Regions from separate parts of the Mus musculus genome. Here region 1 is linked to region 2. Evidence: chromatin loops called from intact Hi-C (ENCODE). Cell type or tissue: heart. All regions are shown on one strand. Links, peaks and the distances in the headings refer to the core of each region. The heading gives the core; the rest is flanking DNA.

The links. Hi-C counts contacts between places; a loop is a spot of excess contacts. Peaks named below come from ENCODE experiments on the same cell type or tissue, not always from the same donor. Only the 100,000 strongest peaks of a DNase experiment are listed, where the experiment ranks them.
Region 1: a loop joins it to region 2, with 3 times the contacts of the local background. A loop is called at or near these places in 6 of 42 quality-filtered maps.

Annotation. Positions count from the first base shown.
Region 1 is chr7:82,602,462-82,618,284 of GRCm38, forward strand. Adamtsl3 (ADAMTS-like 3) reads left to right here. Exons shown (of 30, transcript NM_001190374.1): 27 at 1,258-1,462; 28 at 4,025-4,122; 29 at 9,201-9,412; 30 at 9,931-11,987. The coding sequence ends at 10,037. Among named protein-coding and RNA genes, the nearest start is that of Saxo2, 38 kb to the right of the region's middle. In heart, for the core only: a CTCF peak has its summit at 7,360; no DNase peak of the experiment used is centred there.
Region 2 is chr7:82,497,971-82,513,793 of GRCm38, forward strand. It overlaps Adamtsl3 (ADAMTS-like 3), which reads left to right. Exons shown (of 30, transcript NM_001190374.1): 9 at 1,628-1,785. Among named protein-coding and RNA genes, the nearest start is that of Saxo2, 140 kb to the right of the region's middle. In heart, for the core only: a CTCF peak has its summit at 6,279 (motif pointing right); no DNase peak of the experiment used is centred there.

The DNA of each region.
Region 1 (15,823 bases), core at 5,919-8,418, 110 kb after region 2:
AAGTCCAGCCTCAGGGAATCTGATACCCTCTTCCGGCCTCTGAATGCATCATGCACACACATGGTAAACAGACATACATGCAAGCAAAACACCCAGACCATCAAAGAATATAGAAACTTAAAAAAAAAAAAAGACAGCAATTTGGACTGTTTAACAGTTCAGTAGCTGTACTTAGAGAAAGTGTCAATGTAAGGAAATGACCCAGCAGCACATAGCCTAGTAGAAAACTGACCAAGTCTCTCTCTCTCTCTCTCTCTCTCTCTCTCTCTCTCTCTCTCTCACCACACACACACACACACACACACACACACACACACACTCACATATACACTCATGCACACATGCATGCACGCGCCCACGCGTGCACGCACACACACACAAATGAACAGAGATATTTTTGTATTTTTTAGTTCAGATCTGTGAGACAAGCATGATACTTCAGCCCTAATTTTCTGATTTAAACGAAATAAATGGAGAGTTGGGAGCTGGAGATCCGACTCAGCAATGAAGAGACTTGTTGCTCTTACAGAGAACCTCATCTCAGTGTCCAGTACCTCCATCCATGGCCTCACAGCCTGGAGATCCAACATGCTCTTATAGCATGCACACATATGCAAAGACCCTAGGTTCAATCCCCGACAGTGCTACACACACACACACACACACACACACACACACACACACACACACACTGATAAAATAGGAGAATCTTCCTATTACATGGTTCCATTTTCTATACCAAAGTCTACACAGCAGGTGGCTGCCCGTGTCTCAAAAGAGAGTGAGGAACAGAGTCACTGTGCCAGGCTCTGTCACAGCTGCTTTGTGGCTTGTTCTTAAGGCCTGTTGGTGCTGCAGGACTATTAGATGCCATATCTTTTAGTAACTACTGTCATTTCTAAATGGAACATGTCACACTAAGAGTCATCCTTCAGAAAGCCTAAGTCTTATGACAGAGTCCACAGGGAACCTAACCTTTTGGGGTTCACAGTGATAACTCTGCACTAAATCTTGCAGGTGGCACACTCATCATTATATTGGTTCTTTCTACCTAGTGACACTGCTGTCCCTGGGGAGAGGGGAGGACAACGACTGGGAGTCGCCTATGCTGCCCTGTCCTGGGGAGACATGTGACTCCCTGATACCACCATAGTGTTAGGATCAACATATCAGCCCTGACATCACCATAGTGTTGGGATCAACACATCAGCCTTTTCGTGACAGTCTTGACTAAGGTCCTACAGTTTTTGTTCCTAGGTGGTTTACAAGCATGTGGTCAGAGTGCTCCGCGTCTTGTGGTGAAGGATTTCACAGTCGGCAAGTGACATGCAAGCAGACAAAAGCCAATGGGACTGTGCAGGTGGTGTCCCCAAGGGCATGTGCTCCTAAAGACAGGCCTCTAGGGAGAAAACCATGTTCCATTCGTCCATGTGTTCAACAGGCCATCGACCCAGGAAACCAGGTAACCTTATGGTTGGCTGTGTTATCTATAATCAGCAATTTGTTGCTAATGAACTTTAAATGTAAAATTGTTATTAGAATGCTTAACTTAAAGTATTTGTTCAGTATTCAAATGAGAGATATAATATGCTTATATCACATGGATGAGTTTGATGGGCTGTATCATATAAGGTAATCCGGGCCAGAAGACAAAGACTTATATGTGAATCTAATCAACTTCATAAGCAGTGAGTAGAACTTTTAAGTAGCTGAGTGACTAGGGGATAGGAGGTGATTTTAAAGAGTACAAAGTTTTATAAGATAAATATGTTCTGATGAGCCACAATGCTAATAAATATTTATACCTAACAGCGCTGTATTGTATACCTTAAAAATGGTAATGGGCCACAGTTTTTCCCTTTTATTGAAAATAGATTTTTGTCCTCATATAATATATCCTAATTACAGTTTCCTCTCCCTGTATTCTTTCAAGTTCCTTGCCACCTCCCCTCCCATCCGGATCCAACTCATTTCTGTCTCTCATTAGGAATTAAAATGCTTCTAGGGTATAGTACTGTAATACATAAAATATAATATGATAAAACAGAAACTAACATATTGGAATAGGACGAAACAGACAAACAGAAGGAACAGAGCCCAAGTAAAGACACAAGAAATAGATACAGTCTCAGAAACTTGTTCACACACTCAGAAATCCCATTAAAACAAATAAAACAAAAAACATATATACATAATATATACAACAAAGGACTTTCCTTAAGTTGTTCCTGTCAGTGGTTGGTGTCACCAGTAACCACAGGAAACAATCCCCTTTAACAAATGCTGCAGTGTAGCTGTGAACTCACAAAAAGACATGAAGCCATGCTCTCTGCTTACAGGTAATACCAACATCACAAAATTCATCAAGGGCATTTAAGAGTCAATGCTATAAAATGTAGGGGGGGGGAGGAATAGACATGATTCTTCACACTGTAGGAAATGATATTTTACATACAACACCAACTACATAGGCAAAACAAGAATGAATAACTTGAATCATATCAAAACTAAACCATCTATGCTACAATGGGTTACCACTAAGACACTAACAGATACATAGGGTAGGAAAAACAATTAAATGACACATCTCTAGAAAGGAACTTATATCTAAAATACATCTTAAAAGCCACCACTCAATAGTTAACACACACACACAATCTAATTAAAGCATGAATGAGGGGTTTAAATAGCCATCTATTGACAAAGGCAATAGATGGCCAAGGAGGACATCAAAAGATGCTCATTGTTAGTTATTAAAGAAATCAACTTAAGCCATAACGATGTGCCATTTTACAGTAGTTTTTGCAGCACTGGCCTAAAAACAGATAGTTTAACAAGAAAATGCATAAGTGGATCCTGCAGGACTGTAGGTGGGGTGCAGTGGTGCAGTCCCATTGCAAAACAACCCACAGGTTCCTGGGGAGTTGAACATGACTGAGGAGGACCCAGCAGCTTCCTTGCTAGGTGTGTATCCAAGAGCAGTGAAAACACCACACGGACATTTACCGATGAATGTGATGACCTAACTACTCATGATAACCAAACAGTGGAAACAGCACAGGCAACAGTAACACTACCGCCAACATGATGAAGCAAGCGCAGAGGTACCTGAGCTCTGGCATGTTAGTACAACAAATACCATGAAAAGGAATGTGGGACTGCCACATTCTACACCGTGCACAGACCTTGAGAGTCTTGGGACAAATAATGGAAGAGAACTCCACCGTTGTGTCTAGTGTAGGCAAATCAGTCAAACAAAAGGCAGCTTTGTGGCTGCCCAGGACTGGGAATGGAGGGGTGACTGCAGAGGGCTGTTGGGTTTCTGTGAGAGATGATGATAATGTTCCAAACTTGGCTATAGTGTGGCAAACCTGAAAGCCATTACAATGTGTGTTTTAAATGATTAATAATTACATGGCCAGTGAATTAAAGCCCAATGAACTACAGCTATGAGATTAAAAGATTATATGAAATGGGTTAAGAAAGGTAAAAGTAGTAGGCAAAATCAGAATTCACTTAGAACGTACTCCACACACTTCTGCCCTGGCTGGGGAGCTCCTTGTACAGTAATAAAAATGTAAAAGTCTTTTCCATGCATAATATGATTATGAGGAAAATGAATAGGCATTATGGCTATGCAAAACTTCAAGGGCTGCAAATCAGACTTGAATTGCTTCTCCTGTAGCTGAACGTGCCTTAGCACAGGTACCTCCACCTTTGCTCAGAGCAGAAAAAAACCAAACTTGGCCTTCACTTCTTGGTTTAAATATATCCATTTCCATACTTAAGCCTAATAATTCAGAGTTGATCCCACCCTTCTCCCTTCTTCCTGAGCTTCAGGGGATTAAAGAATTGGGGAGAAGCGTAGGTCTGTCTGCAGAGCTATGATCCACTTCTTCTAACTCACAGCTGGTCCCTGGAGCTTGTCCTTGGCTGGTCCACCTCAGCCCAGGTCTCAGTACACACAGTGAGCCTGAGCACTCAGGGCACTTGAGACACTGTTCTGTGCTTCCTTCTGTTCTAGTGTCCTGGACGTTGCATGGGCCATGCCACGAGGATGCAGCACCACCACACTGCTTGTTCCCACAACAGCTCCAGCTCTGACTGTGAGGACGGAAGGAGGTACTGACCCCACCCCAGCGCAGCATGCACCTCCCCTGGAACCTCCAGGGGACAAAACTGCCTGAAATGGAATTATTCTTTGTTTCTGACATAATTGAAAATTCCTATTCAATTATGATTTATTTAGTGCCATTCTCAATAGTATACATTATACTGAAATATGGCCAATAAATACTCTAAAGGGGGAAAATGTAGCACCCAAAATAGATTTTAAAAAATATATATTTATTTACATATGTATATTCTTATATATAAATATATATTTTGAATATATTATGTAGGATATACTTATAATTTATATAAATATATATTATATTATAAATATATTGTATAATATATATTTATAACTTATATAAATAAGAATGATTTATTCCTATTAGAAGCTGTGTTGATTTGGATATTAGCATAATGATATAGCAGAGAATAAAAATAAACATTTTAGTTTTCAAAGGGGATGTTTGTTTTTTCTTTTGCATGAAAATCTGAATGGACAGGTGGTAGATTTGAGCTTGACTCAGGAGAGTATCTGGATGGCCAGCATCCCTCTGCTAGCTGGCTCTACTACCTTAGGTAATAACATCTCAGCCATCAGCAAGTGTGAGGGAACTTGCAAGTTATTCAACACAAGGAAACTTTCATTCCATCATTCTTTATTGTGTGACCTTCGAATACCTAAGTGTCTCAGTCTGCACGTGGAATATTATCATCCATGCAAACTTCAACTTAAATTACAATTAGCGAGCCTAGAGTCAGTCCCTGAGCCGTCCTGGTCATAAAGGACACCCTGTATCTGATTCTTTCTTAATGCCCCCCACACAGAATCCTGCTGAAGGAAGTGGAATGACCTTGACTGTTGGCTTGGTTACTGTTCTGAGCCTTCAGTAAGGTTTGGCAATGTAGATTCAGCAATATTTCCTATTCCCACAAGGTGATTTCAAGCCAGAACCATTCTCAAATGGAAAATGTTTGGAGCAGCTGCCCTCATTCTCAACAGACAACTTAGTTTCCTGCTTTACTGCAAAGATAGAGACCACACACAGATGTGCACCATCCCAGATGTTTTCCTTTGCAGTCATAAAGACTATCTTTACAACACAAATGCTTATATGGATGGAGCCTTTTATTTGAACATAATATACATATTTTTCTGAAACCTGATTTTATATTTAAGAATAGATTATAAACATGTTGTATCTTAGCACATCTTGACTTTATTCTATTTAAGCATGATATTTAATATTCCGCTGTTTCTTTGGTGGTATATTGCTTCAATTTTTTGCTTTTACAAACAGATGTTGCAGTAAACTTCGTAGAATGTATGTCTTTATGCTCAGAGAGTTACATTGTTATGTAGTAGACATTTAGAAATCAAAGTGAATTCATACGTGTGTCCATTTAGATATTTCCAAGTTACCATCAAACTATGTATACAATATGAGAATTATCTCCATTCTCGTTGGCATTGATAGGTTCTTAATCTTTCAATTTTCAGTCAGTGTTATAGAGTTGTTTTCTGTAACATTTTATATACATTTTGATCCCTTGTGGTCCCTTTCTTGAATCCACCTTCCTTTTATTTTTCATTTCACCCACCATCACCCTGACCAAAGCACCATCACCTCTTATGTGGTCTAGCAGCACAGAAATCATGTTGGTCTCCCTCTCTTCATCCTGCCTTTTACCAGCCCAGTCTCCATGCTACATATCAAGGGAGTGGTCCACATGCAAACCTAGTCAACTACTACTGATGAAGGCTCACCAAAACCTTTAATGTGGGCTATGTGCTCAACTCACTTTCTCCTTCTTCATTGCATTCTCTCTCTTTTCTCTCTCTCTCTCTCTCTCTCTCTCTCTCTCTCTCTCTCTTTCTCTCTGTTTCCTTCTCTCCCCCTCTGTCTCTCCCTTCCTTTCTCTCATATATATTGAATATATGATATATTAAATTATTATATTATTATATTTATTATATATTAAATCCTTATGGTCCTTGGATAAACCTTACAAGTTCAATTAAAATCAGCAATCAGCAAAAGCAAGAAGCAGAAAATATAAAAGAAGGAAAAGGAGGCATGGAGGTTCTGACTCTAATCAGTTTGGATCTTACACAAAGGATATGGAAGTAAAATGGAAGAATAGATTTGATTTGAATCATATATGGAAATTTCCAAGGGCTGTGCTTGTGTGTGAGGTGTCATGTGCCTTTTACTTGTATGGTTTTATCTGACAGATTGTCTGACCTATATTATAACCTGCTGTTTTTCGAGTTACGATGTTACTTTGCCTCGTGTGTCTGGTGGTTTGTGAATAGGGAATTAAGTTGGTTAGTAGAGAGAGCTGCTGAGGAGAGTTTCTCTGAAGCTTTATAACCTTGTTTTTTATTTCCAGCCTTGTCTAGGAGTCAGAAAATCCTGGGAAGGCCTAGATCTTTGTCCTCTTGTGTCTATTTCTGATAAATAGCCAGGCTTGGGCACCATTGACAGCCGTTAGAATTGATCTTCCTGGTGGCACAAGGATTATTTGAAGCAGGGATAGAGTGAGAGATGGAGGCAAATGAGTAGATTAGTCACTTCAGGATTCCTACTGCCATCATACATTGGTAAACACATGAGACCCAACTGTATTAAGTGTTATTTGTACAATCTCCATTTGACTTGGATGTCCCCATTCCAAGCCATTTTGTCCCTGCTCTCAAAATAGATGCCCCTCTGCATCTTTTTCAGCCAGTGAGAAGTCCTGGCCTCCTGTTGCTTTAACAGCACCCTGGACCTCTCATCCTTTGTATTTAGAAAGGACTTGCCTTCAACCAAGAGGAAACTCTTGAATTACTTACGTCTCTTTAGATTGGAGACAACAGAAGCCAACTTTGAAGAATTTCTGCAGAGAGAGCAAAGACTTATTAATAAGATGGATCACCTAACACTTTTATATCCTCTGTTTACTACCCTGTTAATTTTATTCTTTGAATGTGTGTTCAATTGGGTTTTTTGTTTGTTTGTTTGTTTTTGTTTGTTTGTTTGTTTGTTTGTTTTTTAGATATCTGACCATTGCAGCAGGAGAAGGCTAGAGAGTATTCAGTCTTCACTGTTGGTCAAAGTGACTCAACTTTTGGGAATTAAGATTTATACCCACTGGGGAAAACAAAAGAAATTAGCAGGACAATCCTCCCTGGCTCCTCTTTTAAAATGTATAACCAGTTTGGTAGAGCATTGTTTCCTAGTTAAACCCTTTGATGGTGTCTCCGCCTACTGGCAAATCCAAGCATCGCTTCCACTTTGTATAACACTCTTCTTCATGAGTAAGGTTGTCACAAGTTTCTCCATTTACTTGCCCTTTCAATGATATTTCAATATCCCTTAGAAGAGATGCTGAATAAACTGTAAAATTAGTTACAGTAATGACCAGAGTGTCCAATAGGCTTTGAGCAGATCCAGCAGGACGATATCTGGAGAATGGGAAGTCATTGGCTTGTTCTCTCAGCTCTGCAGCTTTTTGTATTTGGCTTTGTTCTTGACTTTTTTAAAAACAGCCTTCCACCTCTCTGGTCTATGTGGCAGACACTATTATACAAGTTTCATGCCTGTTCCACATCTTCCAGATTTCAAAGAGAAAGGCAACTACTGAATCACTTCACTTTAGGACCCTTTCCCAGTCATCTTTGGGAACAGAGACTGTCTCCTACCTTCTGCATATACCTTCCATGGCAATATGTCCTAGGGAACAGGAAAAAAAAATCCCTAAAAGTGGATCTGCTGAGATGCTGTCCTCTGAGGTCATGATCTTTCCAAACATCAGCAACCACTAGTTTCTTTGTGTTTTAGACTCCACTTTCCAAATAGATTTGGTCTCTGTACTCACTGGTTACAAATCTACACATGGCCTGGATGTAACTCTGACCACACACCATTGGGCAGGTGAGGTTGCTGGCATATGCATTCTTGTTCATAGTGCAGTATTTTCAGGGCTTAGTAACAGCAACATAAGGCTTGTGAACGATGTTCAAGTGACTTATCATAGTAGTAACTCTCGTTTGCCTAAACTCATCGGCTCTAGATTGCCAGGAGAGTCCACTCTTGGGTTATGCATTAATTTGAAATTGGAAGTCCCTGGGAGCATGCAGCTTGTTGGCTGTGGTTTGTGGGTTTTGTGTTTTGTTTTTGTTTTTGTTTTTTTTTTTGTCATGTTTTGAGGTGAGGGTATGCTCAGCCTCAGGTATTGGACAATGATGTCACTATTACTCTAAACTGTATGGCATAGAAGCAGGGGTTAAATGTGTGTGTGTGTGTGTGTGTGTGTGTGTGTGTGTGTGTGTGTATACCACTGTTGGGAATTGAACCTAGGCCCTTTGTGCTTTCTGTGGCTGAGGTAGAACTTGACCTCTGAGTCCTCCTACTTCAGAATCCCAAGTAGCTGGAGTTAACAGGCATGCTCCCCTCCCCCATGCCCAGTTCAGGCCTCGGTTCTAGATAGAACACACTAAGATGCATAGAACTTGTGCTGGCCATCAGTGGAAGACCAAAGCCTTCCCTGGTGGTCAGGAATCCTTTGCGTTGATTTCACACCCCATTGATTTTCCCTGCATACACCTGCATGCAAGCACTCACCACTGGTATCTCACAGAGCATTGCTCTCTTCCTGCCTCACACGTGGCAGCTCTGCGACTTGCTGGTCCTCTTTGCGGGCTTCAACTTCATTTCATCCATTTCTTCTGTTTTATACCCATGTGGTTGACACTCTAAGCCTTAGATAAGTGTTTGTTGACTATTTTCTAGTAGCTCTTCATTTTTAATCAAATGTCTCTGTCAATTTCCAGAGCCTTCCTAGCATATCTAATGCAGGGAACAGTCTGTATTCTGAAGTATCTAATTATCTTTATTATGGTCAGATTGCCCCACTACTCTGCTTAGCCAGCTATGAACAGTACAAATCAGTTTTCTAAGGACGCCTTTAGTACATTAAATTCAGAGAAGGAGAAAGGGCTTGATCAATGCCAGAAAACAGTGGCATCTTCTCCCATTTTGCACACACACACACACACACACACACACACACACACACATATTTATTTCTTTTCATTTCAGACCTGCCTTTGGAAGGAACTGCACCTTGGGGCCATGTGAAGCATGTTGGCGTGTGGGCCCCTGGAAGCCCTGTACAGCAGTCTGTGGCAGGGGCTTCCAGTCTCGCAAAGTCGACTGCATTCACACAGGGAGCTGCAAAATTGTGGCGGACAGATACTGTGTGCAGGTGAAACCAGCTGCCTGGAGGCACTGTCTCGGGCCTTCCTGTGATAGTACGTACCCCTCTCAGGTATCACCAGTTCCCAAGAAGCCTGGTCAAAACCGGGACACTAATGTGCCTTCCTTGTCCAGGGGAGGGGTTGTGGGCTGCAGCATTGATTCTTAAAGTAGTAGCAGCCATTCCACACACATTTTCCTTTGCAGTCTCCTCTGCTAAGAGCAAGCCAATGGTGCTCATATAGGTGAACAAATGTCCTAACATTACATAGTGAATGTAACTTCCTGTTACTCTTGCATGGGATAAGTATGAGACATTCATAAATTTTCCGAGGAGCCCATGACCCTACAAAAAGTAACCTCTGCCCTCAGCACTGAGAGAAGTCACGTGGGTGAGAGGACCTGTGACCACAGGAGTGCTCAGGGTGTCACAGGAAGCCACTGGCCCTGTGGAGAAGTAAGCCCACTGTGTGCCTAACATTAGTGCAGAGCAGGAGCCCCAGGCATGCCTCTTTACTTGCTCACGCTCTAATGAACCCATGCTATGGATTCTTTTCTCTCTTTGTTCTTTCAGGAAACTGCACGGACACAACTCACTACTGTATGTTCGTAAAGCACCTTAACCTGTGCTCTCTGGCCGTCTACAGACAAAGGTGCTGCCAGTCATGTCAAGAAGGGTAAAGCTTTGGCAAGGTTGTGATGCTGCTGTGCTGAGAAGCTAAAGCTAAAGAGGCTCTTTTCCCAGTATCCCTGGTTCAAAACCACGTACTCTTAAAGTCTCTAGACACGATGATCAAGTGGAGGTTAATGCAGAAACAGTACCCGATACAATTTTATAAGGTTAACTTTTCCAGCGGTTGTTTTTTTTTTTTTTTTTTTCATTCCAGTTCCTATAAAGGATATAGTTTAGGACTAACACAAATGCATCAACAGCAATGTGTTGCTCTCGGGACCTCATCACAAACACATCATCACCTGCTGTGCTTTGTAAACCAGCGAAGAATGGTACATCCTGAAGTCTGCAACTGAGGACTTCGCTCAAGTTGTAGAGTTTCAACACATTTATGCAGTATTTATGTTTTAAAGGTTTTGGCCAGTAGCCTTTCAAATGTTGGCACTAAAGGCATATCTATAGATCCTTATGTTTATTATGTGAAGAGGAGACAACCTCACTGGACAGCTTATAACACCAACCGAGCCAAGGATTCTCCACAGATAACATTGTCTTCACTCTTAAAGCATCTATGGAAGAAAACACAGTAGGTACAGCTGCCACTTTCATAACTACGGAAGCCTATCTGTGGCCAAATAAGGCATCTTGGAAATCAAAGAAGAGGAAAAGCTAACCTTTTCTACTGATGTTGAAGTATATTCAAAGCTTTCTTTTAAGAGCTGTGAATGAAACTTTATCTAAGCACTATTGCACACAGAGATCCAAGCCTTATTAGATGTAATTTATGCATACAGTAATATTCCTGGGGATTTTTATTTTAGAAAGTATATAAGAGATTAATCTAAATAAGAAAATGTAATAGTTGAAAGAATTGTTTATGGTAAATGATTATTTTCATTTGAGCCGATTTTTGTAGATAAGTCCAAAGTCCATTAGAATTATGGTGAAATAACAATTTGGGGGTTAGGAATTAGAGCTGGGATTTGGGTTGTGCTTTGGGAAAGAAGGGCTGAATTCATCTTGGACTAGCACTAGGATTCGGTTAGGTGAGAAAGGAAGGTACATTAGGGCTAAGACCAGGGCTGCCTTTAAAGTTAAGGGCTACCGTTTAGGGTTGGGCCTCTACATCCAAGGCTGCTGTTCGTGACATTGGAGTAAACTTTTGCTCCTTGGGAAGGGTCAGGCTAGCATCCAAGTTCACCTCCTACAACTGATTTGGCTATGGGGACCTTTCCATGATATTTTACCAGTTGTAGCTTTAGATGCTGCACAACCCCAAATAAGTGGTCCTGTTTCTTTACTCGGTGTCCCGGCTGCTTGCACACATAGCACCCACGGCCTCCTGGCACACAACCTTTCCTGAGGCAGGTTGTGTTGGACCTACCTCCTGATCAACATGTGAACGGCACATTGTGGCTTTGGGTTTGTTTGTAGAGAGGCTTGCTGAGCCTCTCTGCCATCTTCTGAGCACAGGTCTCTCTCACATTCCAACTTCAGCCTCACCGACACTGGGATGAACACTACTGTAGGTGGAGGGTTTGGTGGTCTGGAACAGACAGGGACAGGAAGAAGCACACCAGCCCTTGAGTTGTTAGTCAGCAATCACATACGATTGTTGGACTTATTAAATTAAAACAAAGATCATTTGTAAAATACTCCTTGTATATATTTATTCTATGACTCCAAGGTGCAATATTTTATTTTGTACAGTACATAATAAAGACATGGGACATATATTTTTCATACTAACAAAATTTCTTATTAAACTGCTTCACCTTTGTATTTAACATTAAAAAATAACCTATTTTCAGTTGTTATCATACTCTCATTTTGTTAACATTCAAATGGCATTCCTGTGTACTGTATTTTACTACTGTTTTTTTTTTATAACATGAGAGATAATGTTTCCCTTTGATGATCCTTAATTCAAAAATAAATTCACCTTTAGTATCAAATAGAATCCTTGGTGGCTTCTCTGTGTTGTGCTTTTGCTAAACATTGGAGCTGTCTTCTCACCTGTCCCCTTGTTAGCTTCATAGCTCCCTTAATTGAGTTGATATCCCAGATTGTCCTTTGTATGTGTTACAGAAGGAGCAATCACAGAAACTCACTGATTCCACGTCTCAATTCTTTATGTGTTTGTGAATCATACTTTGAAAACTATTTTGACAATAGCAAAATTAAGTAGATGCCTGGGATAGATAACCCACAGGCACAGATGTAGATGCAACATCTACAGAGAGCAGAAAGCACAGATTTTAGTACATGCCTTGTCTCAAAACAGAATGTCCCCTGTTAGCATTATCCCTTTTCTGTATTTTCTGTAAATTCTGTAGTTTCTATTAGGGTTTGTTTTGGCACTGCACATTTTATGGATCTTGGCAAATATAGAACATGTGTCCATTTTATTATACTAAAAATCTCTCTTCTTTTAACTCTATTTTTCCCACTTTAATTTTGTGAAGGATGGCTCTTGTGTGTGTGTCTTTGTTTCGTGCATGTGTATGTCCAGGCATTCCATGCCCAGTACTAACTAGTTCTGATCATTTTTAGAAGATCACTGGATGCTTCCATGTGGGGCTATGTCTGCGTCCAGTATTCTGTTTCGTGGATCTATTGTCTGTTCTTGTATCAGTGCCACATTGTTTGTTATCCTTTTGATAACTCTTGAGGTTGGTCAGTGTCAGTCCACCGATTTTGTTCTTCTCCCTTAATGTTGTTCTGACCAGTAAGGGTCTTTGACTTCTCCATGGTAATGTTCAAATCATTTTTTTTCAGTATCCATTGCAGGGGTGTGCTCTGCAAACACCATGGTGAGCAGTATTGATCTTATCCATGTGAGGCAAGCTGTCATGAGGTCCAGCTCATCATGACTCAGTAGCAGATGTTTTCAAGAGTCTGACACCAGATCATTTATTTCAGGCATACTTAAGCACAGTACAATTTAGAAAAAGGTTTCCGGGTGATAATTCAAAAAAAGTGTACAACAAAGCTCAAGACATTATTGATACTCTTTGTAAAATGCATGCGACCTCTTTCATAAAGATAGGTTCTATAGATTGACTGCATATGACATGCTAAAGGACTGAGGAAGAATCTGGTGTGGCCTCAGTTGTACAGACAGCGGAAAGGTCACCCTATAAACCACATCTGCTCCCATTTGTAAAGTACACAAGACATCTCTCAGAAAGATGCCCTCTAGATTAACGGAGAAAGCAGACTCCATGTAAACAATTCTCAAGCGAAGGATCTGGGGAAGATACACTACAGACTGGCTGAGATAAACGTAAGAGTCTTAGGGAGCCAGGTGTGGCCTGGTCATACAGGTGGCATAGAGGTCACCAAGCTATTAATCACATCTTTTCCTAGAGACAACCCTGCATCAAAATTCCTGGTTTCCCTAACGCTTATCTGTGAGCACACGAACTTAACATCTCCTACAATCCATAAAGTAAACTGCTAAGATTTTGATGGAGACTATTTTGAAGCTACAGATTAAGTAGAAAATTGTCATCTTGATAATAATGGGTCCTCCTATCAGTTAATGGAGAGCATCTATTTAAATGTTCTTTTATCAGAAATCTGTAGGCTTTCTTCCATAGATCTTGAACACATATTTTTCAACTTATGTTACTTAATCTTGAATGATTATAATGTAAATAGAGTTGTTTTTAAAATTCAAATGGCACCTGCTTCCTGTTGGCACGTAGGAAATAAACATTTCCCTCCAGAAGTTCTGGAGATTAAACTCAGAGCCAGGCAAGCACTCTACTGTAAAGCTACATTCACAGGTTAGTAGTTGACTTTTATATGTTAACTGTGTAGGCCACATTATAATTACTTATTCATTCTAGAAAGTGTTGTTTGGTTTGGGGAAATTGTTTTACATAAATTTTGTGTCATGAATGAACAGAGTTCAGTTCCTTTCATGCCCATGTGCTTCTGACTGCTTTTCTTGCCTTACTTCGTTAGCCTAGGCCTCTAGTCTGTTAAAAATAGGTTTGGAGAGAAATCCTTGACTTGATCCTAATCTAGTGGGAATGTTGCAAGTTTTTCATCATTAGGCATGATATTAGCTAAACGGTTCTTGTGTATAGCCTATGCAGCTAAAGAATGTTTTTCTCTATTGCTGAGAGTCTTTATCATAATAAATGTTGAATTTTATCTCAGGATAAGTTGGTCTCATCGGGTGATTGTTTTGGTCTGTTTATGGCATAGATTTTTTTTTTTTTTTTTGCCAAAGAAACAAACTATATTTTACTTAAATCTATTGTTTATGTATTAAATAAAATTGACAGGAAAGAGAGAGCTGTTACTTTCTCACAGGAATCATATAACTAAAAATTTACCCCTTACTTTAAAACATACTAATATGAAGATATAATAATAATAAATTAAAGAATCTTTTTTGTTGCTTTTAAGTGTGTGTGTGTGTGTGTGTGTGTGTGTGTGTGTGTGTGTGTGTGTGTTCATATGGGTGCATTTGGAGGCCAAAGGTATCATAACTCTTTGAAGCTGGAGTTTTAGGCTATCACAGGGCACCAGACACAGACCTTTGGAACCAAACTTGGGTCCTCTGGGGGAAAAAAGAATTAATCTTAGAGAGCCATCATCTCTACAGCTCCCAAAATTTGCAATCTTATTCAGCAGCACTGTAGTTGCTTATAACTTAAAAAGCTAAAAGTTAATTCAGCTATTTAATCTCAATAGCAATGTAATTAAAATATTTCACACTAGTAACATTTCATATGTGAATAGCTGAAGTGATATAAATTTTTAATTAAATTTCTTTTGAAATTTTCATATATGAGTTGTTATAAATTGGTAAAAATTTAAATGCTAAACCAGTCTTATAAGCTGGAATAAATTCTACTTATTCATAGTATTTGATTATTATATAAGTTGTTGGATTCTCTTTTTAATATTTTGTTGAGGATTTTTGTGTTTGTTTTCCTGAGGAGTCCTGATGTGTGGTTTTCCTGTATTATTTGTCTGGTTTTAGTCTTAGGAAGATGCTAGCTTCTTAAAGTGAGTAGATGCATATTACCAAAAGTGTTTGAAAGTGTCCCAGCCTTTGAGAAAGACTGTGTAGAATTGGAATAATCTCCTCCTTTACTTTTTAGTGGAATTGACCTGTGTCTACTGCTCTCTGCTTTTGAAGTTGTTCACTTTTTCTCAACCTTTTAAAGAGATTGGCTTATTCAGATTGTCTATTTCTTCTTGCATAAAATTTTGCTTCTTGCCTGCATGGTTTCTGAAGAAATGTTAAGTGTAATTCTTATCTTTACCCCTCTATAGGTAAGATTTTTTTCTTTCAATATTTTTACCTTTAATTTTTTTTCAAAGCTTAAAAATTATGCATTTGTTGTTTAGGAGGATTTATAAGACTTACTTTTCTGTGTGAGAATGTTTACTTGTATGTATTTGTTCACGTTTGCTTGCATGTATGTATTTGTACCACATGTGTGGTTGTGCCTATGGAGGCTAGAAGAGGGCATTGGAGGCCCTGTTTCTGGAATTAAAGGCCATTATGAGCAGCCATATAGGTGCTGGAAGCCAAACCCAGTTCTTACACAAGAGCAAGAAGTGCTCTTAACCACCAAGCCACCTCTTCAGCCCCATGTTGTAGCCCAGACTAGCCTTGACTTGTGATACTCCTACCTTTGGCTCTTCAGCAAACCCTAACGGATTGCACCATCACAGCTTTAAAGTATTTTAAAGTATTTTTTTCTTTAAAGTTTTTTTTTTAATATTTTTCTTTTTTTCCCCAGTTTTATAATTCTGAAGAGAAGTT
Region 2 (15,823 bases), core at 4,767-7,266:
CCGAGCAGGTACCAGCAGCTAACCGACATGCATTTGCTGTGGGCACACATTTAGTGTAAGGGCTAGCTGTAAGTTCTCATGCACAGCCACCTAAGAATGTTTTCCTAACCTCCACAGTCAAAACAGTGGGTCTCAATCTTCCTAATGCTGCCACCTTTTGATACAGTCCCCCATATTGTGGTGACCCCCAACCATGACATTTTTTCATTGCTATTTTATAACTGTAATTGTGTTATGAAGTTTTTTATACTGTTATGAATCATAATGTAAATATCTGAGGTTTTTGGTGGTTTTAGGTGAACCTCGTGAAAAGATCATTTGACCCCCAAAGGGGTTGCAACACACAGGATGAGAAACTCTGTTCTAAACAAATCTCTCGTTCACCTGGGTTTGCCTCTTTCCAAAGGAGCGACAGTGTAAATTCTTTTGTCAGAGACAGCCACAGCATTCATTATCTTTAAAGCCACCTTTTTTTCTTAAGTACACATTAAAATATTTAAAGTTGCCCTTTCAGGGGCTGGAGAGATGGGTCCACAGGTATTCTTTCAGAAGGCCTGAATTCAGTTTAGCACCCTCACTGCATCTCTCACTCACCTGTAACTCCAGTTCCAAGGGAGCTGATGTTCTCTAATTTCATGGACTCCTGCATGCAAGTGTATAATTATAAACAGGTTACAAAGATATGGGTATAGAAGAAGGCATTGGGTCATAATGGCACTTTCCACTGTGAGAGGCTACTGGTCCTACTTGCTCACTTCTCTCTCCTCACTAAGAAGGCAGGAGGGGAGAAACTACTTGGGCAGTAGACAATAGAACACAGATGCATATTCACTTCCTTAATAGTGGTGGGATGATCATAGATGCTTGGGGTCTCCCACCAGCTACCTGCTTTAGATGCCACAGAGGACTCATGGGAACTCAGAACTAAAGCATTCGCTTCTGTAGCTCTTCCAGGTACCCAAATCAAACCAATGGAAATAAACTCTACCCTGTGACTTAGTGGATGAATGTCTTGGCAACTGGTTTTCCTTTGCTCCAGACCACTCTCTAGATTCCCACACACTCCTTGCTGAGGTCCTGGGAAATGTGGAAAGTTATTCTTCGGCATCGTGGCAAAGCAACAGTTGCTTTAATAAAATACACATCTTAGCATCAATTCCCGGTTGGCTCTGGTGCCGTAGATTCACAGCCCATGGACAAGATAAGAGAAGACTGCATAGGGCGTCTCTGTGCTAATTTCTGTGAATTTATACCTACTTAAAAAAAAATAAAATTTTAAATCAAAATTGAGATTCTTTCTTCTGAATGGGTAATAAAAGACTTAGCTTCACTCAGTCTGTGATATTAGGTACATCATGAAAAAGCATAAACTAAGAAAATATTCCTCTTTATTCTGTATTGGAAATGGTTCTGAGAACTTAAGTAGATTTGGAGCAAAAGCTCTTGTTAGCACTGCAAAGCCTCACATGTCTGCTCTGCCAATATCAATCAGTGTCCATCAGGTGAGGAGACAGCACTATATCTGTTGTATTTGTACCTAGTGATGCTGCACTTAGCCATTGTATCGTTTTAAATCAAATGTCTTTAGGGTAGTTCCCATATTTACATTTTATTTTCAAATTTTCAGTTATTGAGTCCAAAACACTTCAAGGAAGCAGAGGAGAGCACAGCTTCAACAGTCCTGGGGTTTTCACTGTAGAAAACACGACGATTGAGTTTCAGAAGGGTGCGGACAGACAAACCTTCAAGATTGCGGGACCCCTGATGGCTGATTTCATCTTCAAGGTAGATGGACCGTCTTCGGAGCATCCTGTTTAGGCATAGCAAGGGAAACACAGTGGGTCTTCCTGGGTTTCCATCTGAACAGGCCATTCCCAAAAACTGTTCCCCTCTCTCAAGTAGAGTCTCTAAGAATTAAGAATTAATTTTCATTCTTCCAGGGGGAGATAACTTCATATTCATCACCCCCACGTGCCATGCTCAGTTTAAGTCCATATGGAGGTTGGTGGAGATGGGGATTAGCTAAGCATGCCATCCTGGGGAAGAAAAGGAGAGGACAGAGGGCTATTCTTTGACTTCCTTTGACAGGAGCTGTCCCTCCCATCCTCAGCCCTGCCAGTGTGTTGTACTGCAGCCGCTGATTCAAAATCAGGGTCACAGGTGATGACAATCTCTGCACTAGCATCTGCTCAAACTGTTTCTTCCTGAGCCCTGAGCCTGCTTCTCTCTCTAGGTAGAGTTGAGCCATCTTTCCTTGTACAAAGGAACGAAGTGTAGATATAGAAGAAAATGAACAAGGAATGAAAAAAAAAAAAAGAAAGATCATTCAGTGAGAGTCTTCCCTCCATTTCCAGAAAAATCATTCAGAATATAGTAGAAGAATGAAAATTACCTTGACAGTCAATTATACCTTTATGAAGGAAAATGATGCTCATTACTCTTCTGGTTGCTATAACAACAAAATCCCGGACACAGAGGAATGTAAGGGAGGGGAGAAGGAAGGCTTTGCTTTGGCTCACAGATGAAGGGTCTAGCCTATCATGGTGGCCAAACCATGGTGGTGGGAGCATGTTGTAGCTGGCCACCTCTGCAGTCAGGAAGTAGAGAGAGAGTCAGGACCCAGAGAGGCTGACATCCAGATGGGTCAACCCAGACTAGACACTCCTTCACAAACACATCCAGAGGCTTTCCTCTGGGATGGTTTTAGAGCTTTTCCATATTAAGCATCACAAAAGACCCCTGAAACCTTAAAAATAAAACCAACTATTTTTTATGTGTTTTTATTTAATATGTGTTTAACATATTAAATTGACAAGGAATGCTCTATTGAGACATTGGTTGTACTTGCTACCAGAGAGACATGGGGCACTTTGACTAAATCTGTGAGCTCATCTGAATCCCTCGGGTCCAACTTCAGCCTGCAGTGTGACCAGGCAAGGCTTTTAACTAGTGTGTGATTGGTTAGTGCTAATTGACAGAATCACTTGGTGGTGGGCTCCTGGGCTGGCCTATGTGAGGTTGCATTGATTATGTTAACTGAGGTAGGAGGACTGACCTACCCACCCAAGGTGTTCCTTGCCTGGGGTCCTGGACTGTGTGCATTGGGGAGTGAGCTGAGCAGACAGGCGCATTCCTTCACCCCTCTGCTTCCTGGCTGCGAATGTGATGCGAGCAAGCTTCGTGAAGCTGCAGCCTCCATGTCTTGCCCACTGTGACAGCTATGACAGACAGGTGGCACTCTGGAAGTGTGAGTCAAAGCAAACCCTTCCTCCCTTAAGTCACCTTTGCCCACGTTTCATCACAGCAGCAGGAACAGAAACGAATCTACAGTGATCAGTGCTGAAGAGACTTTTTAAAATATAAAAATATTACTTGTTGTGGTTTTTTTTTTTCTGCTGTAAAAATGGACGCGATTCGACAAGTAGCTGGCCTGCTCTATGCCAAGGAGGTTGACATCACTCTCTGGTTTGCCGTAGCCCACACCTTCTCCAGTTGCCACCCTCACGTTGCATTAAAGGAACAGGCATCTGCTGCTGTTCGTGCTGCTCCTGGTGTCTGCCATCTGCCTGGCTTCCATAGGCTTCTCTGAGTTCTGTGTGGGATCCAGAAGGAAATATACTTAGCTCTTTGGTCTGTTATTATAGAGTGATTTCTATGTTTCCCTTGCAGGGTTTCTGTGTGATTCTCTCTCATACACATGGACTCTGTATTTCCTCCTTTTAATTGCTAAGAATACCTGTAATCTCCTTTAATCAGTATAGGTATAATATGGGTAAGTATGGGATTGCCTGGAGAAGCGACCTACAAAGATTAGTATTCCAAGATATTGGTTACAGTATCGGCATGACTAGAACTTGAAGAGATCCTGTTGCTTCTCTGAACCAGATCATGCACACTCGGAAACTGTGGATTTCTTAGTGTGTGGGTACACGTGTGTGCTCATGTGTGCTTGGTGGGTCCACATGTGTGCTCAGGCTTGTGGCAGCCAGAAGTCCATGTCAGCCATTACTCCTTAGGAACTGTCTTTGTGTTTTGAAGACAGTCTCTCATTGCAACCCAGGACTCATTGATTAGGCTAGGCTGACTGTCCTGTGAATCTTGAGATTCTCCTGTCTTGTCTCGGGGGTGGGGGGGCTGGAATCACAAGTGTGTGCCAGTAGCCCCAGTTTTGCTTTAAATTCAGTCACTGGATTTCAGACTCGGGTCCATACATGGCAAGCACTCTACCAACTGAGCTGTCTTCCCAGCCAACAAACCAGTTCTGTGAGTTGTCTGTGTGTGTGTGTGTGTGTGTGTGTGTGTGTGTGTGTGTGTGCATTACTGGAGAGTATGTCAGAGAGGGAAACCACAGTCACCATTGCAGAGGAGACATGTGTTTTGGGAAGTGGCCTTAGGTTCATTTATAATATATGATTCTTAAAATAATTTTAATACTATGTATTCACATATCATTTGCACAAATAAAGATTATTTCCAACCTTCTTACCCAAATATGCACTCACCTTTTAGTAGACTGTCATGACAACATACCCCCCCCACACACACTCTGATTTAGCAATCCCCTGTCTCCTGCCTCTGAATCCTGGCTCTCTCAGACTGAATAAATAAACAGCTCTGGACTTCAGCTTCAGTGTCTGGAAAGCTTTCAGGCTCTGGAGACTGAAGGGGTTGTTTAAAAACATATTTATCAAAGAGGGCGTTACACACAACTAACTGTGTATAAACAGAGTGTCATTTCCATGCCTACAGCCGTGTTCCTCTGTGGCTGCGGTGTGCTCGGTAGAAGAGAATCTGGCAAAGTTGGAGACACTTGAAATGAAGCAAGAGTGACTCTGGGGTTGTTTCTCTCTGACTCAGGAGCTTGTCCAGATTATGTGTGTTTCTAGGAAATATTCTTTTCCATCGGTTATTTCTTTTTTTCTTCCAATTCTGGTTCAGAACATTGTAGTGTTGCCCAGCTGTGCTGTGGCTTGAGGTGAAGGATTCTGCTTACAACCGTCTTTTCTGGGATCACTACACAATCAAGCAACACTCCTTTGCTTAGAGGGAGGGGTAATGCTATGTGGGGTGACTGATGACTACCCCTCCCCCATGTCCCTACACCCCTCTAGTCGCTCTCCACAGAGGACATCTGGAATAAAGATGGCTTCCACCTAAGACTGAGCTCTGTGGCAGCAGGGCCCAGGGGCCACCTACTCTATGCTACTGCCAGCACAGTTATGGGGATACTGGGCTGTGCTTGTCTTCATCATTTATGTCATAGCTTTTATAAAGAGCAGGGCTTTTGGTAAGGGAAATGTTGGAAACTACTGTATTCTTACATTCTTACAGAAAAAAATCTGTTTTCTACTCTTTAAGAAACTTTTTCTTCATAGCTAGGTTGGTCCAGGAAGCCTTGCCTTTTTTCTTTCCGTGGGCTTCTTCTCACTCTATAATCTTGTTCTCCTGAATAATAGTTTCTCATGGTGGCTCCTGCCCCATCTCTGTTGCAATAGGGTGGTTTACCCTGGAGTATGAGGATTTTGCTCCTGCAATATGTGTACCTGGCCACCAGGCACAGTAGAGACTCTTGACCAAATCACTGCTGTTTCAGGCAATTGCTGACTGGTGAGCCAGGGCAATCGCTCTCAACCTTCCTAATGCTGTGACCCCTTAATACATGGCGACGCCCCACCATAAAAGTTTTCTCATTCCTACTTTGTAATTATACTTTTACACTGTTATGAATTGTAATGTAAATGTCTGTGTTTTCTGATGGTCTCAGGCAACCCTGTGAAAGGGGTCACAACACACAGGTTGAGAACTGCTGAGCTATAAGCTGAGCTCACTCAGAGGGAATTTACCTACCCTTGGCATCTTGACCTCTGTGCATAAATGTTTAGGACTATCGAGTCGGAGTATATTTCACTGAGATTACCTTATGAAATAAAATTTAACTACTTTAATGAAGATACGTGTTTCTGTGGTAGAAACCTCTCTGGGAGACATACGGAGAGAAAGGCACATTTGTCTTCTTTGTGGCCTGATGTTTTCCCTCTACAACCGGTTGTTGAGGCAGTCACTTTCATTCAGTTTAGATACTTTATGCTCCCGTGGGCGTATGTTTTCTGGTTGCTTTCCCCTAGCTTTCAAGCATGCAACCTGTCTTCAGGTTTCCCTGACCCAGCTCTGATAGTTTGTATGCCCTCTTCCCAGAGTCTTGCTAGAGAATTATGCTAGCTCCTCTGACTGCCTGGATTCCTTTCTGCTAGAGAACATACCATGGTCTCACCACACGGGGGCAGCAGAAGTGAAAGCCACAAATTCCCAAGTGCTTTAGGAACACAGGCAGGAGGCAGGGATGAGGGATGAGAGTTGGGGAGTGGCTTAGAGTCAGGACCTGCCTAGGGTTCCAGAGGTTGTATTAACAGAGTACGCAGAGATAGAATGTGCGGGAAAGAGAGGGACTCTCTTATCATTCTGGAGGCTTAATATGCAAAACTAAGGTGTTAGCGGGATTGGCTCTGTCTGAGGGCTGTGAGGGAGGACCTGCTTTGCGTCCCTCTCTCCTCCTTTATCATAGCTAAAGAATTCCTATTATCTTCCCTTCGTTCATGTCTGCCTCTGTAGCCAACCCTATTTCCATAAGAACACAAGCATATTGGGCCAGGGCCCAGCCAATTACTTTCATCTCAGCAACATGACATTTGCACAGACCCTGTGTCCAAGTCAGACCATATTCTGATGTTCTGCAGGCTAGGGCTTTAGTGTAGTTTCTTTTTCTTTGTTTGTTTCTATTTTATTTATTTGTTGTTGTTTTTCAAGACAGGGTTTCTCTGTTGTAGCTCTGGCTGTCCTAGAACTTGCTCTGTAGATGAGACTGGCCTCAAACTCACAGAGATCAACCTGCCTGTGCCTCTGCCTGTGCCTGTGCCTTGTGTCTCTGCCTCTACCCCTGCCCCTGCCCCTGCCCCTGCCCCTGTCTCCTGAGTGCTGGAGTTAAAGGCATATGTCAGCACTGCAAGGCCCCAGTGTTGTTTCTTATGGGACACAAGTCAATCCGAAATAGTGGTGACAGGAAAGGAATTTCAGTTTTTCTTCACTGCCCTCCATCCAAATCCCGTCCCCTCTTGAGTGTTTTCTGCTGATCATAAAGGTAGAGCTTTGTGAGAATCTGACATGCTCCTGTAATGTGGCCCCTGAGGGCCATTTCTTCATGCATTTCAAGCAGAGAGTGCTAATTCATTTCTGTAATCAGGCAACTGAGGCAGGAAGATAGCAAATTTGAGGCAAGCCTTGGCTATACAGTGAGATTTTTTTCCCCCAAATTAGTAAATCTGGGGCTAGTAAGATGGCTGGGCAGGTGCTTGCTTGCTACCAAGCCTGACAACCTGAATCCAATCTTTGGAACCTGCCATCTCCTTTGATCTTCACACAAGTGCTGTGGAACGAGTGCACACACACACACACACACACACACACACACACACACACGCACACACACAGAGGAGTAAATAGACAAGTGTCAAATAAATCTGCTTGAAAATCTTCTCATTGATATCAAAACTCATAGCTAAGTAATATATGTAAATATACACAACTATGAATGTTTTATATTAATAATTTTAGAAATTATTTCAAAGTGGCCAAGTCAGTAGCTGAACTTGAGTTTATTTCCCTAAAAAGCATGGGACACACTGCTGTAAGTGATCCTGAACCTTGCTCCCTTGTCATTCTCTATGTACTTGATTGTTGAAGTTGTCAGAGGTCATGTCTGCCCCTGGGGACTTGTTCAGGTGAGCGAGTGGCCAGGCTATTGTCGACAGAAGTACAGAGAGAACGCATTAACATTAGAACCATGACTGCTAAAGGTTATTGTTATTAATTTTTGTTAGTTTACTTTGAGCTTTTGTCTTTATAGTTAGGATTGATGGAGAGAGATGGTTCTAAATGGATTTAATTCTCAGAGCATTTCAGCATCAGAGCCAAAGACCATAGCTCTTCCTCTGTGGAATGATGAGAACACATCTTCTGCAGGTTAGGCTTAGATGTGAGCTGTGCAGAGCCTGTTCCCTATGCCTCTATGGGTGTAGGAAGGAGTTTTACAGAGGGTCAGATGGGAGGGGTGGACAGGGAGATTGTGATAACAAGCAGATGACAAGGAGAACCAATGGTGGGAAAAGGACTTTTACTATATTTCCCATGTAGAACCTCAAAATGAAAATGTTCATTTGGGTGGCTGCCTCCATCAGCACCAACCTGGGACTGCCACATCAGAACAAGACATCAGCTCATGAAGTGTTCAGTCTCAGACAGAGCCCAGGTAGAGCCCTGAGTCTCAGTTCACGGTGCTTTGGACAATGTCTAGAAAACGTCTACCCCACCATCCCCTCTTGAGTGTTTGCTGCTGATCATAAAGGCACTCAGCTCCACTAATGTCCAAGTCTTTTCTGTGGCATTTGCAGATTTCTTCTGCATCCCTTCCCAGGTACCTTAACCTATATCTGCAGCATGTATATCACTTCCCAGGTACCTTAACCTATATCTGCAGCATGTATATCCCCTCCCAGGTACCTTAACCTATATCTGAAGCATGTATATCCCCTCCCAGGCACCTTAACCTATATCTGCAGCATGTATATACCTTCCCAGGCACCTTAACCTATATCTGCAGCATGTATAGCCCTTCCCAGGTACCTTAACCTATATCTGCAGCATGTATATCCCTTCCCAGGCACCTTAACCTATATCTGCAGCATGTATATCCCTTCCCAGGCACCTTAACCTATATCTGCAGCATGTATATCCCTTCCCAGGCACCTTAACCTATATCTGCAGCATGTATAGCCCTTCCCAGGTACCTTAACTTATATCTGCAGCATGTATATCCCTTCCCAGGCACCTTAACCTATATCTGCAGCATGTATAGCCCTTCCCAGGCACCTTAACCTATATCTGCAGCATGTATATCCCTTCCCAGGCACCTTAACCTATATCTGCAGCATGTATATCCCTTCCCAGGCACCTTAACCTATATCTGCAGCATGTACCCAAACCTCACACTTGTTGTTGGAAAACAGATGGACTGGGTAATTTATAGGATCTAGTTTACTTAATAGAGTTTTGTCAAAGCTTATTACTAAAACAATTTTTTTAAATGAAGTGTATGTCTACAATGAAACATTGTTCATTTTTATTGTTTCTCTTTGACATATGAAGTAGGTTTTAATAATCACAGTTTATCAAGTTGGTATTTTTTGACTTAGTGATAAATTCATGGGGTCACTTGAGTTTCTTTTTTATCTTTATTACACTTTAATGTATTTATTGTCTGTGAAGAGAGGGCATGGTGGTTACATGTGTGTGCCATAGGGCAAGGGGAGGCCCAAGGACAATGTGCAGGGGTTATTTCTTTCCTTCTACCTGTGAGTCCCAGGGAGAGAACTCAGGCCTCCAGGCTTGCCACTTGCCACTTGCCTGCTGATCCATCGCTTTACCCCCATTTGAACTTCTTAAGTGAAGGGGCATGCTTTTTGTCCACTCTTTGCTTGTTTCTTTTGCTTTTTGTACCTGGGGGTGTTCTCAGGTTTGCTATGTAGCTATGAATAACCTCGACCTCCTCACCCTTCTGTGTCTACCTTTCAGCTGCCACCATAGCCTTTTGAGTCTCAGCCCCAAGAGCTCCTGAGTTCCACAGACACCTAAGAGACTGGCTAATATTTTCTCCCCGGTAGGTTCACGCTTTCAGTTTGAAGTGCAGTGAGGCAGAGGATTGGAATGGAAACCCCAGGGAACCGTATCCCCAAGAGCATTCTTTTATTATTATTATTACAATGCTTCTCAAGATACAAGACTAACCTTCTCTGCTAGTTACAACAATAGCCAAAACAAAATCAAGAAACTAACAGTGTTGCACAAAGTTCATCTTAGGCATGTTAATCTGCTTCTCCTTCAGTGCCACGGGTTAGGCAGATCTAGCTACTTAGAATGGAAGCGGGCATATGACTGTGAACAAGGAAGGTGGCAGCATCAAGTGCATTTGCATATACAGTGCTTGTTAGTTTTGTCCTTGGGCCCAGTTGGCAGTAAGTGATACCTGGTATATTTCTTGGGGCGATCTTCTCACCCCTATGGATGGGAAGAGTTTCTGGATTAAGGAGAAAAGCAGTTTATGAGGAGCAGATTAAAGGGAGGCAGATGGAGAGGTGTCCTTCTGTCCTATATTCATCTTCTCCTGAAACGGGATGCAGGGTATCAGATATGAGTGAATGACCTTGCCAAAAGAGTCGTAAGTCGGTAGACTGAGGAAGAAGCACAAACTGTTTTCTTGGAGAGTTGAAGAGTAACAGGCTATGGAAAAAAATAGTGCGGTTCCTGGCAGCCCTTGGCATCTCTTGGAGGCTACTAGAACTGGATTTTTTAAGTGTGCATGAGCCTACTGCAATCCTACTACTTAAAAGGAGGAGGTAGGAGGATTGTTAATTCGAGACTGACTTGGACCATAGCGTAAGTTCCAGGGGAGTCTGGGCTATAGATAGAATAAGACCTCTCAAAAACAGGATAGAGGAGGGGAGGGGAGGGGAGGGGAGGGGAGGGGAGGGGGAGGGGAGGGGAGGGGAGGAGAGGAGAGGGTTATTTATTGGTTTATTGTCTTGTTTTGGGGGTTTTGTTTCTAATCACCCTAAAAATGTCTCTGACATGTCTAAATACTAAATTTTAGTTGTGTGGATTATTTTTTTCTTAGTTTCACTTTTCTTTCTGTTCATATATGTTTTTACCTTTGTTTCCTTTTCTTCTCTGGGTTTACTTTGATGTTGCATCTTGAGTTTCTAGATTCACTTCAAGTTTTCTCCACTGTCAGTTTTCATATAGAAAGTTTCTCATCTGTTTGCAGTGTGGCTTAGCCTTTTTTACTGTCTGCTTGCAATGTGGGAGATCCATACTTACCAACTGTTTGCAGTGCGGCATGCCATCTCTATTGCCCATTTGAAATGTGGCATGTCCATCTTTATTGCCTGTGGTATGGAATGCCCGTGGTTCTGTCAGTGTCCTGGACAAGAAATGTTTGCCTCATCCAAGTTGTGGGCACACTTCTGTGCTTGTTTCATCTTTCACCTGCCCTTAGTTGTGTATATGTTGTGAAGTTCAGTTAGTATTGCTTTCCACATGGCCACCCCATTGGCAGGAGCCCGCCTAATCAAGTACCCTTGTGGTTTATCTACTGCTGTGTTAAAGTAACGTCTTCACCTTGCCGAGGGCTTTTAGCTGTGTTCTTAAAGAGGATCCTCACTCTCCTGGATTCTGCACTTCTCTGTCAATCTTAAAGTCAGCTTGTCAGTTTTAATAAAACTTCTCAGAGGAGTTGGAGGTAGGGAGTAAGGTGGACATGGCCTAAAATGCATGGTATTCATGTATGAAAGTCTCTAGAATAAATTTTAAGATTGAATATAAGTAAATAAACTCAGGTGATATTTTTCCAAACAAACAGACAGAACTCTTTGAATCTGTTAATCAGGGAAATCAGAAGTTTCCCAGTACCATCCCTGCTAATCTATAAGTTTCCACACATTTGTTTGGATAATTAAAATTACTCTCAGTGTTTGTAATTCCCACATGTGTGTCTTACATGTCATGTATTAGACTCACCTCCAGTGTTTGTTTTTGAATGTTTTTATAATATCTCTTTCCCCATTTTCTGTATACTCATATCTATTGAGTGAAAATCAAATAGGCTTTCATACCTGATTATGCTCCCCCTAGAGTTACACTGCCCTGCTAGCCATTTGTGTCTACATTTTGAAGTGTCCACACATAGTTGGGGTATCTGTATAATGGCTGTTGTAGTTTTCTTTCCTGTCACTTTGTGTTTTCTTCTTATCTTGCACTATATGGGGACCTGTGTTACAACGTTGAGCAGAAATGAAGACAGCAGCCCCCCTTTCTAATGCCTGTCATTTTGGGGCAAAGCTCTCTCATATGCAACCTTTATGTGAAGTTTGTTGTAGAATCTTCTGAAGTTCTCTTACCTGATGGAAGATAATCATTTCATGATTTGAGTTTATCAAGGTGTAGAGTGTAGCAAAGCTTGCTGTGTCTCCTCTTCATCTGGTTCAAATGTTAAACCATTCATGCTTTCTCTTAGAAGCCCCATTTTGGCATCGGTGCTATTATTTTATAATTTATTATTTTATTATCCATAAAACTACATATCATCTTATATCTCACTTGGATAGAACTGTGTATTACTTTAGATTTTGTTTTTATTTCCAGGTCAGTTTTTTTTGAATTAAATTAACTAATGAATTAATTTAACATCCCGAATGCTGCTGCCCCTCCTGGACCCTCCCTCACAGAGTCCCTCCCCCAGACCCCCTCCCCCAGACCCCCTTCTCCTCTGAGAGGGTGGGGGCCCCTGGCTACCCCGCCTCTTGCACATCAAGCCTTTGCCAGATTGGGCATCCTCTTCCACTGAGGCCAGACAAGGCGGGCGGGAAGTCAGAGCTGCTCCTTCCGGTGTTCCTGCCCGTGCATGTCCCGTGGTTGGTGGCCAGACCCTGAGCTCTCCTAGGGATTGAGGATTGTTGACTCTGTTGGTCAACGTTCCCTCATTTCCTTCAGGGCCTTCAGTCCTTCCCCTCATCACTTCCATAAGTCTAATGTTTGGCTGTGGGTATCTGCATCTATTTCGGTCTGTGGCTGTCTCGACTCCTCTCAGAGGACAGTTATGCTAGGCTCCTATGTGCAAGCCTAACAGAGTATCAGTCAGGGACTGGTGCTTGCCCATGGGATGGGATGGTTATTGTTTGGCCTTTCCTTCTGTCTCTGCTCCACCTCTGTATTTCTTTTAGCCAGGATACTGTTTTGGTTTGAAAACTTTGTGGATGGGTTTGTGTCCCTATCCTTCCACTGGGAGTTCTGCCTGGCTACAGGAGGTGTCCTCTTCAGGTTTCACACCCCCACTGTTAGGCATATTAACTCCTGGGAGCCTCCCCTACCCCAGGTCTCTAGGTGTCATGGAGATTCTCCCCTCCCACCTTTCCACCATCTACTCCCCACCCAGGCAACTACAGATTTCCTTTCCTTCTCCAGGCCCTCTGGGCCTCTCTCCTGTCTCTCCCAACACCTGATCCTGCTTCCCAATTTCCTTCCCACTCCCATTTCCCACCCAGTTCCCTCCCTCTGCCTCCTATGACTATTTTTCCCCTTCTAAGTGTGATTCAAACATTCTCCCTTAGGCCTTCCTTCTGGTTTAACTTCATTGGGTCTGTGGGGTATATCATGAATATTCTGTACTTTATGGCTAATATCCACTTATCAGTGAGTGCATAGCATGCATATCCTTTTGGGTTTGGGTTACCACATTCAGGATGATATTTTCTAGTTTTACCCATTTGCCTGAAAAATAATGATATCCTTGTTTTTAATAGCTGAGTAGTATTCCATTGTGTAAAGGAGCCACATTTTCTGTATCCATTCTTTGGTTGAGGAAAATCTGGGTTGTTTCTAGTTTTTGACTATTACAAAAAAAGCTGCTATGAGCATGGTGGAGCACATGCCCTTGTGGTATGATGGGATGTCTTTCAGGTTTATGCCCAGGAGTGGTTATAGATGGGTCTTCAGGTAGACCTATTTCCAGTTTTCTGAGAAACTACCAGAAACTTCCAGAGTCATTGTACAAATTTGAAATCCCACTAGTAATAGAGGAGTATCCTCCCTTCTCCTCATCCTCTCCAGCATTTGCTGTCCCTTGAGTTTTTTCTCTTAACCATGCTGATTGGTGTAAGATGGAATCTCAGGGTCATTTTGATTTGCATTTCCCTGATGACTAAGGAAGGACTTTGAACATTTCTATAGTGCTTCTCAGCCATTCAAGATTCCTCTGTTGAAAATCCTGTTCAGTTCTGTACCCCATTTTTAAATTGTGTTATTTGGTTTTTTGAGTTTAACTTATTGAGTTCTTTATATATTTGGGAAATTAGTCCTCTGTCAGATGTAGGGTTAATAAAGATCTTTTCCCAGTCTTTGCCATTTTGCCCTGTTGAAAGGATCCTTTGCTTTACAGAAGCTTTTCAGTTTTATGAGGTCCTATTTATCTATTGTTGATCTTAGAGCCTGAGCCAAAGGTGTTGTGTCCAGGGAATTGTCTCCTGTACTAATACATTCAAGGCTGTTTTCTACTTTCTCTTATATTATATTTAATATACTGGATTTTATGTTGAAGTCCTTGATCCACTTGGACTTGAGTTTGGTGCAGGGTAATGAATATGGATCTAGTGGCATTCTTCTACATGCAGACATCCAGTTACACCAGCACTATTTTTGGAAGGTGCTTTCTTTTTCCATTGAATGGTTGTAGTAATAGCCAATTAACACTATTCAAATCAACCTGGTGGCAGTAGCACATTCCTTGCTCTGCCCCAATGTTCTGGGCTCCTGAATGAGACACACACGTGCAGCCTTATATTTTAATATGCCTTAAACAGCTCAATGGCTGGGCCACTTCCAAACCTCCACATGGCTGATGTATTTTCAGATAATCCCAACTGATCACTTTCTAAAATAAATATTCCATCTTTGCTGCCTTGGACCCAGACCTTCAGCCTTCCTGGTCCACAATCCCCAACTCTTACATGATGGCCATGCGCTCTCTTCTGCAGCTCTCAGGCTTTGTCTTTATTCCTTTCCAGGCATGGCAGCTCTCTCCTTCCTCCTCCCTGGGTCCCTTGCCTGGGAACCCTAAAAGTTCCAACTCTGTCTCCTTGCCCAGCCTTTAGCCGCTGGCAACTTTATTTACCAATCAAAACCACCTCAGGCCAGGGAACCTCAGTGTTTTACATGTGGATTCTTGTGCAATTTGGGGGACACAATAAACATAATACAAGCATCAGACAAAATCACAGCATATGGTTTTGGCTTCTTTGTCAAAAATCAAGTATCCATAGGTATGTGGATTTATTTCTGGGTCTTTGATTATATTCCATTAATCAACATGTCTCTTTCTGCACCAATACCATGCAGTTTTATCACTATTGCTTTATAGTATAGCTTGAGGTCAGGAATGGTGATTTCTCCAAAAGTCCTTTTATTGGCTCTCTTAGGTTTTGTTTTTTCCATATGAAATCAAGAATTGCTCTTTCAAGATCTGTAAAAAGTTGTGTTGGGATTTTGAGGGAGATTGCATTAAACCTGTAGATTACTTTTGATAAGATAGTCATTTTCACATGTTAAATTCTACCAATTCATGAGCATGGGAGATTTTTCCATCTTCAGATACCCTCTTCAATTCCTTTCTTGGGGGACTTGAAGTTCTTGTCATACAGATCTTTTACTTGTTAGGTTAGAGTTACACCAAGATATTTTATATTATTTATGATTATTGTGAAAGGTGCCATTTCCCTAATTTCTTTCTGTGCTTGCTTATAGTTTTTATAAAGTAGAGCTACTGACTGAGTTAATTTGATATCCAACCACTTCACTAAATTATTTATCAGCTGTAGGAGTTTTTCTGGTAGACTTTTGGGGTTGATAATATATACTTCCATATCTTCCACAAGTAGTGAAATCTTGACTTCTTCCTTTCCAATTTATATCCCCTTTCTCTACTTTTGTTGTCTTATTGCTCCAGCTAGATCTTCCAGTACTATATTGAATAGATACAGAAGAGTTGGCAGCCTTGTCTTGCCCTGATTTTAGTGGAATTGCTTAAATTTCTCTCCATTTAATTTGATGTTGAACATTGGCTTTGTATATATTGTTTTTATTATGTTTAGCTATGTGCCTTGAATCACTGCTCTCTCTCCAAGACTTTTAACATGAAGGGGTGTTGGATTTTGTCAAAGGCTTT